Regions from separate parts of the Homo sapiens genome. Here region 2 is linked to region 1. A link is an interaction called in ENCODE POLR2A ChIA-PET data of the cell type or tissue named here. Cell type or tissue: HepG2. All regions are shown on one strand. Each heading gives the region's core, and the rest is flanking DNA. Links, peaks and the distances in the headings are about the cores only.

Region 1 (5,859 bases), core at 314-5,313:
GAAAAGCATAATACATTTATTTTATCAAAGTTCTGTTTGTTATTTTGATATCTAAATGTACAATCTGAATCAATTTCATCTTTCTTTCATAAGTAACTTATTCATGCTCCAGAGTGGCATCTACAGGAAAAGTTTGTGCTTAAATTAATGAGGCAAAAGCAGTATATCCACTTGAAAATATTTCATTATTTAGCCGTTTAAGTCAGAGGAGCTTCTAGCCAAAGTTTAGAAATGTTTGCACTTAGACAACACCTGCACCCCCCACCTCTGCACCTAGGGTCCTCCCTGTGGCCTCCCCATCAGGCATGGCAGTGCAGAGCCAGCAAAGGGTACCATCTGGCAGGGCCTCCCCACCACCCCTGCGGCCCCGTGGTGCTGCCTAGGGTCAGGTGCCCTCGAAGCTCCATCACTAAACTGCTCAGTGGGACTTACAGGCACTGCTTATTGGAAACAGTCTTCCACTGGATGTTTTATATTCAGAGATTCATCGGGGTAAATCTGACTGAAAGAGAGATTTATTTTGAAAGCCAAGTTTCTCCAGAGGCTTGTCAGTGAAGCTTCAGAGTTCAAGGCTGCTGCATGTCAGTGAGATCAACTGTGTGCCTTTGACACATTGGACTTAGGTAATCAGTCCAGTGTGGAGTTTGGGGCTTGGAGTGGCCATTGGGACAATTCAAGCATAAGAGAGATGGGAACAGGCTGTGCGTAAGGGAGGACTTAATTTGTGTTTATGATGGTAAATTAGGGCCATGAAGTCCTTGTAGGTTCAACTCTCAAAGTAATTACATCTTTGCTAAGATCTGCCAATTCTTTCTGAAGGGGGTAGATTGAAACTACAATTTTAACTCTTGGTTGAATTGCTACTTCTTTTATCAGGTAAAATTCATTGCAAAAGTGAAATCTTTTGGCTAGTTCTGCACTGCCAGAGCCTTCCATTATTATCTTTTTCAGAAACATACTGATGAATAAGGACCTTCACTGCAGCATTATAGTGATGTGAAATAACTGGAGAAGTTGAAAATATTTAACCACTGAGGAATGAATGGTTTAATAATTTATGGTACATCCTTATTGTGGGATACTATTCAAGTATTAAAAAATAAGGCCTGCTGGGTGCAGTGGTTCACGCCTGTAATCCCAGCACTTTGGGAAGCTGAGGCAGGCGGATCACGAGGTCAGGAGTTCGAGACCAGCCTGACCAACATGGTGAAACCCTGTCTCTACTAAAAATACAAAAATTAGCTGAGTGTGGTGGCGTGCACCTCTAATCCCAGCTACTCAGGAGGCCGAGGCAGGAGAATCACTTGAACCCGGGAGGCGGAGGTTGCAGTGAGCTGAGATCATGCCATTGCACTCCAGCCTGGGTGACAGAGTGAGACTTCATCCCCCCCCAATAAAAAAACATAAGGCCTATCTGTATTTAGAGATGTGAACAGAGGGCCACGATATATTGTGGGGGGAAAAAAGCGAGATGCAAAATTATATGTGTATATGTGTATATTCACATATACATACATATGTATACATACCATAATCTATTTTTGTTCAGAGGAAAATCATATGTATGTAAATAGACTGCTTAATAATATTAGCTGATATTTATTAAATTTGTATTGTGTGCTAGCACTTTGTCCAATACTCATCATACCTAAATGACCTCATTTAGTTCTCAAAATAACACTAGGAGGTAGGTAATTATTTAACCCGCTTTACAGCAGAAGAAACAACAGATTAGAAAGGTTAGGAAGCCTTCTCCATGCTGCATGGGAGGTTACAGGCAAAAGTTGGACCCTAGTCCAGAAGCCTGCACTTCCATCCACCATGCTCCGTGTACTGCTTCTTAACATTTACTTGCTAGAAGAATATAAGGCATCCTAGTATTTAGTTGGGGTCTTAAATGAAACTCATACTTGAGATGAGTTTTTAACGAGGTGCCTCTCAGATCCCTCCCTCACACCCTCAATTGGCATCCAGGCTGCCAAAGCCCCCTGCACACATATCTGTGTAACAGATCGTCTCCCCACCCTGACGCCTTCCACCCCATGGTGCTGTTACTTATGGAATTCAGAAGGCAGCTACTGCTTTGTTTTCTGTCTTCCTGATAACTCTAGGAACCTTGAAGAGTACCTGCTACTTACACATCATCTTGTTCTTAAATCAAATTTGGACCATAATTGTTATCATACAATTTTAACTGCTAAGGTCACCTAGTTCTACAGTTCAAATTAAACATTAGCTCATATTGCCTCTAGGTTTAAAACTAATGTACCCAGAAGAAATTTACTAAGGGCCAGCAATGTTGAAATAGCTTAAGTGCAAACAGAGGAGTCCTGTGTGCTGGCAATGACAAGGCGATGTTGTCTAAAGTCCCTATTTGATTCCTCGTTTGTCCATCCCTTCCCAGTGGCCTTTTCCTCTCTGAACTTTCAACAGTCTTGTGCCTAAGCACTTCAGTTCACTCCTTGTTAAATGCCGTTGATTGGCTATGCATATGTAACATCCCTTACTTTATTCCAGAAGAGGTCACCTTAATACTGCTTTAATTCCCTGAAGGGATGATGTTTGGTCATCAGTTAGCAAAACTCAAGCTTTGGAGCACCAGAATGTGTGCCAGAAAAAATTTTTCCAAATGCTTGATAATAAACTCAGAGGGGGGTTTGGTCACCAGAATTGTTAGGTGAGGCTATTGCTTCCTAACTTTTGCTTCCCACAGTCCAAGCTTTGATGCACAAGGTTATGGTTGATTACTTTTTATTGCATTCTAGTGGGAACTGGTTTCTCCACCCATCCTCATTTTCTGTGGTCTCAATTCCCCATTGTTCCTTGGGTCTGAGGATGCAGCTGGATCTGAGAGTGTGAGACGCTGTCATTTAGTACATGAACTAAAGATATAATCCTGTTTACTACTTTTTTTGGTCAAAGCAAAAAATAATGCAAGAGTTATGTGAACACGATGTTTATTACATGTATAGAACTGAATATGTAGATGTTTATAATCCGGAAGCTTTGGGAAACTGGACTTTGATAATTTCCCTGTAATGAATCCATTTCTCAAAAGCATTTTTTTCTAAAAAAAACACACACACACACACACACACACACACATTGTTCTCTGTAACCTCCCCAGATAGATACTTTTTAAAGATCTTGCTTGTTAAAATGCCTGCCAGCCTTTTAGAGAAGTTGACAGGTTAGGTGGTTTCTGTTAGCAGAAACACGTGGACTCAAAGCTTTTCCTCTAAAATGAATCTGTTGTGTAACATCACAGCTGGCTCAGAATACAGGTGCGTGCTCCTGCTCTCCCTGAGAAGATAGAATGGGAAGAGACCAATCCAGATGAGACGCAGGGGAGGAGGGGACACCCAACAGCAAAGGCACTGTTGCAATCTTAGCCTAAACCATATCTCTGAGAAAGAGTTTCTTGTTGCCTGCTTGTATCTCTGGGTGATCACAGACCCCTGCTCTCCAAGGTGGGTTGTGAACTCTGGAGCACTACCAAGATTGGCTAAGAGCTGAAGGAGAGTCCCAAAGGAGCTTCAATTCTGCAGAACTATACAGCCTTCTTTACCTTACCTTGACCAGGTGCTTAGAGTTTGGAAAGTCAGGGATAAGAATTGAAATTCCTCCAGGTAAGAAGACCCCCCTCTTAGGAAATGGACTCCTCCAATTTTCTCACATGATTTTTCAGGCACTTTCGCTTTTCCATATATAGGAGTCGCTCAGGAGCAAGCTGTGGCAAGCTGGAGGGAGGGACACATCCCGTGTTCCATCCACTCCCTCCCTTCTCAGCAGTCCTCGCCTGTTCTCACGTGCTCACAGGCAGTTAGGCAGAAGTGATCCCCGTGGCTCTGCCAAAGACAAGCCTGTTGGGTTGAAAGAAGAAGAAGAAGAAGAAAAAAAAACTCAGGCAAAGTCACAGCCTCAAAATTGTTCACTGAAAGAAGCGTGAGTGGAGAAGTGTGAGAAGATGAATGGACCGGTGGATGGCTTGTGTGACCACTCTCTAAGTGAAGGAGTCTTCATGTTCACATCGGAGTCTGTGGGAGAGGGACACCCGGGTAAGTAGGCTGTCTTGGACTGACTGGAAAACGATCATTCCAAGCCTATACTGAGGGAGTCACTTACAAATGGTTTTAATTTGACACATAATAATTGTGCATATTTATGGGGTACCGTGTGTTGTTTTGATCCATGAGTATAACATTTAATGATCAAATTAGGATAATGGGCATACCCATTGCCACAGACATTGACTACTTCTTTGTGGTGAAAACATTCAAAATTCCCTCTTCTAGCCCTTCAGTCACCCTACTGCGCAATGGAATGCCAGAGCTCATTCCTCCTATCTGACTGTAACTTCGTACCTGTAGGAGTCACTTTTACCAGAGCTCTTCAGAGCAATGTGTGTGAGTTACCAGAAGGGATCTCTAGAGAAACAGCATGGAGTAGTTTCATAAAACAGTCCCTCCTGATGAAGCCGTGCTGTGGCCCACCACCAGCACGCCAGCACAGTGGGTCCAAGACAGGGAGTAGCAGCTGGCTGGCTAAGAGTATGACACATGCAAAATATATGATCAGGTCTTAACTTTTTATATGTATTTTTTTTTTAGGAAAGCTTTAATCTATTATCCATGGCCAATTTAAGTCAACAGGGAATGTTCCTGAAACAAGACCATGGGTGACTAAATTTTGCATGTGAAGCATGTGCAACTTAGGCATGAAAGCCTGCACCCTGGTCACTGCTGGGGTAGACCTCTAGGTGCTGGGGACTCAGTAACGTTCTCTAAGAGCAGAATAGAAGACCTTCTAAACAGGAAGAAAATTTAGGCATTGATTTTGGTCCCTGAAAAGTAGGTAGACTGTGATGTGCGGAAGTGAGAGAAGCTTCCTTGATGACGGTGAGAACTAGGACCAGGACATTCAGAGCCTCAAGTGTAGGACAGTGGTTCTCAAACTTCAGGGAGCTTCAGAATCCCCCAGAGGGCTTGTCAAGACAACAGAGGGCTGGGCCCCACCCTCCAGAGTTTCTGATTCAGTAGGTCTTGGGAGAGGCTCGAGAATTTGCATTTTTGACAAGTTCCCAGGAGATGCTGATGCTCTGGGGTGAGAACCACTGCTCTTGGAGACCCCTGGGGGATAGATGTACAGACTTCTATAGTTAAGTCCCTCTTCAAAATTCATTCGAGTGTTTGCTAACTTATTGCCAAGTCTGCCTTTTTCCATCTTCCTTGCTCTTGTTCTTCCTCAAAGATATTTATCTTTCCTACCTTGTAACTTGGCTTTGGACACCTCAGTGCACTACTCCTTCCATATACTTTAGCCAGTGGTTTTTGACTGGTGGCAGTTTTGCCCCACAACCCCCAAGAGCATTTTGTACTGTCTGGAGACATTTGCAGTTATCACAACTATAGGAGGTGGGGGTAAGGTGCTACTGCCATGTATTGAGTAGAGGTCAGGCACACTGCTAAGCATCCTACAGTGCACAGGACAGCCTCTCAAGAATTATCTGGCCCAAAATGTTAATAGTGCAGCTGTTGAAAAACCTTGAATTGAATTGAGTTTTTTATGTGACTTAGCTCAGTTCAATGTAAATAGCCTCTTTCATTGTGCATAACTGTATAAAGTATCTAGGTTTACTGTATTTTCAATCTCAGATACATTGCTGATTTCTGACACATTCTGATCAGCTCCATGGCTATGAGCCTCATGTATAGGTTAGGAGAAAGATTCACTCCACCCGGAGGAAGTGGGTTTTTTGGCATGCAGCGGCTAGTGGTCCCAAGAATGGTCCATTGTGCGCAGCAGCAATGTGCTCAGAGGACTGAGAATGAACGTGCCAGCCAATCAATTGATTGTTTT
Region 2 (5,859 bases), core at 334-5,333, 55 kb before region 1:
GCAGTGTAAGTTTTACATATGAGTGATGTTTTGCCATGTAATTTTAAAATGAATTAAGAAACATTATCAAGTCTGCAGCCAAAGCTAATTTCCAAAGCCATTTAATGTTTGATAATAGTGGTTGGGAGTATTTCTTCTCATTAAGAAAAATTTAAATCCTGTTTACCAATAACTTACTCGAAAAAGAAACCAAGAAAACAATCTTATTTATAATAGCTTCAAAAAGAATAATATACGTAGGAATAAATGTAACCAAGGAGGTGAAACATCTATACCTTGAAAACTGTAAAACACTAATGCAAAAAATTGAGGAAGACACAAATAAATGGAAAGATATCTTGTGTTCATATATCAGAAGAGTTAGTATTGTTAAAATGTCTATACTACCTAAAGTAATCTGCAGATTCATCTCAATCCCTATCAAAATTCCAATGGCATTCTTCACAGAAACAGAAAAACCCAATTCTAAAATTTGTATGGAAGTACAAAAGACCCTGAATAGCCAAAGCAATCCTAAGAAAGAAAAACGAAGTTGGAACTATCAAATTACTTGATCCAGAATTATATTACAAAGCCATAGTAATTACAACAGTATGGTATTGGCATAAAAACAGACACATAGACCAGTGGAACAGAATAGAGAACCCAGGAATAAGCCCAAGTATATACGGTCAACTAATTTTTGACAAGCCCTGCAAGAAAACACAAAGGGAAAAGGATAGTCTCTTCAATGAACGGTGTTGGGACAACTGGATATCCACATGCAAAAGAATGAAACTGGATCCTTGTCTTCCACCATACACAAAAATCAGTTCAAAATAGATTAAAGACCTAAATGGAAGACCTGAAACTGTAAAACTCCCGGAAGAAAACATAATGTAGAAAAAGCTCCTTGACATTGGTCTTGGCAATAATTTTTTGGGTATGACACCAAAAGCACAGGCAATAAAAGCAAACCTAAACAAATGGGACTAGGTCAAACTAAAATGCTCTTGCACAGCAAACAATCAGCAAAACAAAAAGGCAGCCTATGGATTGGGAGAAGATATTTGTGAACCATATATCTGATAAGGTCTGATAAGGAGTTAATCTCCAAAATATATAAGGAATGCAAACTCAATAGCAAAAAAAAAAAAAAAAAAAAAAAAAAAAAGGATCCCAATTAAAAAATGGGCAAAGGACCTAAATAGACATTTCTCCAAGGAAGATATAAAAGTGGCCAACAGGTATATTATCAAAAGTGACAAGTAATGTTCAACACCGCTAGTCATCAGGGAAGTGCAAATCAAAACCACTATGAGATACCACCTCGCCCCTATTAGGATGGCTGCTTTTTTTTTTTCTTTTTCGGACACAGAGTCTCGCTCTTTCACCCAGGCTGGAGTGAAGTGGCGTGATCTTAGCTCACTCCAACCTCTGCTCCCTGGGTTCAAGCGATTCTCCTGCCTCAGCCTCCTGAGTAGCTGGGATTACAGGCACCCGCCACCACACCTGGCTAATTTTTTTTTTGTATTTTTAGTAGAGACGGGGTTTCGCCATGTTGGCCAGGCTGGTCTTGAACTCCTGACCTCAGGTGATCCACCCACCTCGGCCTCCCAAAGTGTTAGGATTACAGGCATGAGCCACCGTGACCAGCCTAAGATGGCTGTTATCAGAAAGGGAAGAGACATGGCCGGGGGCAGTGGCTCACACCTGTAATCCCAGCACTTCGGGAGGCTGAGGCGGGCAGATCACAAAGTCAGGAGATTGAGACCATCCTAGCTAACATGGTGAAACCCCGTCTCTACTAAAAATACAAAAAATTAGCCGGGCGTGGTGGCGGGCGCCTGTAGTCCCAGCTACTCAGGAGGCTGAGACAGGAGAATGGTGTGAACCCAGGAGGTAGAGCTTGCAGTGAGCTGAGATCGCGCCACTGCACTCCAGCCTGGGTGACAGAGTGAGACTCCGTCTCAAAAAAGAAAAAAAAAAAAAAAAAAAAAAAAAAAGAAAGGGAAGAGACACACATTGGTGAGGGTGTGGAGAAAAGTGAACTCTTCTACACTGTTGATGGGAATACAAATTGGCGCAGCCATTATGCAAAATGGTATGGGTGTATTTCAAAAAATTAAAAGCTACCATATGACCCAGTAATTCCTCTTCTCAGTATATATTCAAAGGAAATGAAACCAGCACCTTATAGAGACTACTTGCACTCCCATGTCCATTGCAGCATTATTTACAATAGCCAAGATTTGGAAACAACATAAATGTCTGTCAGTGGATGACTGGATAAAGAAATTGTGAGCTGATCACAGTGGCTCACACCTGTAATCCCAGTACTTTGGGAGGCCGAGGCCTGAGGATCACTTGAGGTCCAGAGTTCGAGACCAGCTTGGGCAACATAGGGAGACCTCATCTCTAGAAAAAATGTATAAATTATCCAGGCATGATGATGATGGCATGCACCTGTGGTCCCAGCTACTCAGGAAGCTGAGGTGGGAGGATTAATTGAGCCCTGGAGGTTGAGGCAGTGCCACTGCACTCCCACCTGGGTGACAGAGCAAGACCCTGTCTTGAAAAAACGTAAGATGTATTTCTCATGTATATCTTGTATATATATATCTCACATATATGTATCACATATATGTATATATAAAAGAATATTATTCAGCTTTAAGAAAGAAGTAGGTCCTGCCATTTGTGATGACATGGATGAAACTGAAGGACATGATGTTAAGTGAAATAAACCAGACATCAAAAGAAAAATACCACATGCTGTCTATGTAGAAATCTTAAAAAAAAAATGTTGAATACATAAAAAGAGAGAATAGAACAGTGGTTACCAAGAGGTGGAGTGGGGGTAGGCCTGGAAGAAGAATGAGGAGATGTAGGTCAAAATGTACAAAATTGCAATTGTGTAGTATGAATAAATGTAGAGATCTAAAGTACAGCATGAGGATGATAGCCAATAAGATTGTATTGTGTACTGGAAAATTTTTAAGAGAGTAGATTTTAGGTGCTCTTACCATACAAAAGTAACTGTCTAAGATGATGGATATTGAAATTGCTTACCTGTGGTAAGCATTCACTATATATATCAAAACATTATATGCATCTTCAATTTACACAATAAAAAGTTAAATCTTGACCCTGAGCTCAAAAATTCATAATATAACTGTTAAGCCATGGAACTGCTGTGTGGTAGGACATCAGGATATATTCAGCTTCTGTTTCTGACAAAAATTCACAGAATTGATGGTCCAGTTTACAAGAGTGAATGAAGGTCACTGTTGACACTGCTGGATCAATAACACATAATAGATTCAAATACTTTCACAGAGTAGCTGCTGTTGAGTAATATGATGAACACTTCCCGGCTTTAAACACTATTTTCTCATGAGCTTTGTAAATTTGTTCAGCTCAGCCTTTTTCTATTCCACATGTATTTTTATCACTGTCAGCTATGACACATCTTAGCAGATTTCACTGCAGGTTGTATTGAATCAGTGTTTCTACACGACTTTGAAAATGCTCTTGTCTGTAATTGTTCCATGAAGACTGTATTAGTCCATTTTCAAGCAGCTGATAAAGACATACCCAACACTGGGAAGAAAAAGAGGTTTAATTGGACTTACAGTTCCACATTGCTGGGGAGGTCTCAGAATCATGGTGGGAGGCGAAAGGCACTTCTTACATGGTGGCAGCAAGAGAAAATGAGGAAGAAGCAAAAGTGGAAACCCCTGATAAACCCATCAGATCTCGTGAGACTTATTCACTATCGTGAGAATAGCACAGGGAAGACCAGCTCCCATGATTCAGTTAACTCCTTCTGGGTCCCTCCCACAACACTTGGGAATTCTGGGAGATACAATTCAAGTTGAGAATTGAATGGGGACATAGCCAAACCATATCAAAGACTATTCATAGAGGTTTGGTTTTTCAGTCACTTCAAACTCAGCATTGACCCTTTCCATAAACAACAACTGAGCAGTGTTGGGAACATCTGTCTGCTTATCAGGAGCCAAGGAAAGCCACTCAGAATCATGTGCCTTGTTATTAGTTGACTACTGATGTTGCTCCCAGTGTCAACTCTGAGCAGCTGCTCTCACCAAAAGGCTAAAATCTTAGACAAGTTTGTTTTTTCCTGGACACATTTTTTTTGGCCACTGAAATAAAACATGTTTTAATTCACTCATCATTGGTAAATATCTTTCCTTGCTTTCATAACAAATGAGCCTCTTGGAACCCTACTTTTGTTGCAGACTTATTTTCATTTTTAATTTTTGTAAATAAATTCTGCTGTGATAATTCTGTTTTTGTTATTTTTATTTTTTTAAGACAGAGTCTCGCTCTGTCACCCAGGCTGGAGTGCAGTGGTGCGATCTCAGCTCACTGCAACCTCTACCTCCCAGATTCAAGCAATTCTCTTGCCTCAGCCTCCCAAGTGGCTGAGACTACAGGCACCTGCTACCACGCGTAATTTTTTTTGGTATTTTTAGTAGAGACAGGGTTTCACCATGTTGGCCAGGCTGGTCTTGAACTCCTGTCCTCAGGCCTTCCAAGTGCTGGTATTACAGGTGTGAGCCACCATGCCCAGCCAATTCTGTTTTACATTTTCTAATTTTTTTTGGCCTTTGTGCTCTGTGAGCTGGGACTATTGTGATGAGTGCTTAGTCTGGTAATGTTGATATTTATTATATTCTTTTGGTACAGTGGCACTGTATAGCAAGAAACATGTTTTGCCATTTAATTTGATGACAAAATAATACACACTCTAGTGTGCCTTAAAAGTGCGACATTCAAAATTCACTATTTTTCTTTTTTTTTTCTCAAAATTTTGTTTAGAGATGGGGGTCTCGCTATGCTGCCCAGGCTGGTCTTGAACTCCTGGCTTCAAGTAATCCTCCTGCCTCGCTCCTGAGTAGCTGGGATTACAGGAATAAGCCACCCATCCCTGGCTTTCTTGTTTTGACATAATGGATATAATTTTTTTAAATGTCACAGTATAGTGATACCATGGCACTCCAAACACTGCTGTTACAATGATGTTACTGCGGTTTGTAGTGTGCTGGGCAGCCAGGCAAAGTGGTGAGTGCACCACATGTGGTCTCTGTTATAACTACTACACTCTGCTATGGCAGCACAAAAGCGCTCGTAGACAATACGTAAACAAATTAGCATGGCTGTGTTTCAATAAAGCTTTAAGGATGCTGAAATTTACATTTCATACCGTTTTCCTATGTCATGAAATATTATTTCTTTTAAATTTTTTCTATTTAAAAATGTAAAAGCCATTCTTTCTTTGTAAGCTATAAAAAACAGGAGGTGGGTTGGCTTTGGCCCACAGGCTTTATTGCTGAACCCTATTCTAGTGTGACAGATATGCTGAGTTGGGAGCAAATATATTGTTGGTTAGTAATGATTTCAGATGATATTCTTTTTTCTTCTTTTCTTTTTTTTTTTTTTTTTTGAGAGGGAGTCTTACTCTGTTGCCTAGGCTGGAATGCAATGGCACAATCTCGGCTCACTGCAACCTCCACCTCCCAGGTTCAAGCGATTCTCCTGCCTCAGCCTCCCGAGTAGCTGAGATTACAGGCATGTGCCACCCTGCCCAGCTAATTTTTGTATTTTTAGTAGAGACAGGGTTTCACCATGTTGGCCAGTCTGGTCTCAAACTCCTGACCTCAGATGATCTGCCTACCTTGGCTTCTCAAAGTGCTGGGATTACAGGCATGAGCCATCAGATGATATTCTGAAGAGTTTCTCACCCACTCTTCCACAACCAGTGTGTGGCTATTTGAAGACCCATCTATGCTTAAAGAAATTTATCTGGAAAATTGTTGCAATCTCATTTGTTACTTTAAGAAGAAAAGGGAAAAT

The links. ChIA-PET counts read pairs that join two places held together with the same protein. Peaks named below come from ENCODE experiments on the same cell type or tissue, not always from the same donor. Only the 100,000 strongest peaks of a DNase experiment are listed, where the experiment ranks them.
Region 2: POLR2A ChIA-PET joins it to region 1 with 9 read pairs; 2 of 35 experiments call an interaction of 5 or more read pairs at or near these places.

The regions. Positions count from the first base shown.
Region 1 is chr10:80,287,532-80,293,390 of GRCh38, reverse strand. It overlaps MAT1A (methionine adenosyltransferase 1A), which reads left to right and starts at 3,733. Exons shown (of 9, transcript NM_000429.3): 1 at 3,733-4,058. The coding sequence starts at 3,968. RefSeq lists an enhancer at 3,604-3,898. In HepG2, for the core only: a CTCF peak has its summit at 3,726; DNase peaks (open chromatin) are centred at 600, 2,360, 3,310 and 3,710; H3K4me3 peaks cover 2,836 bases.
Region 2 is chr10:80,342,571-80,348,429 of GRCh38, reverse strand. All of the region lies in intron 3 of DYDC1 (DPY30 domain containing 1), which reads left to right. It also overlaps a transcript of DYDC2 not described here. Among named protein-coding and RNA genes, the nearest start is that of DYDC1, 11 kb to the left of the region's middle. In HepG2, for the core only: no CTCF peak of the experiment used is centred there; no DNase peak of the experiment used is centred there.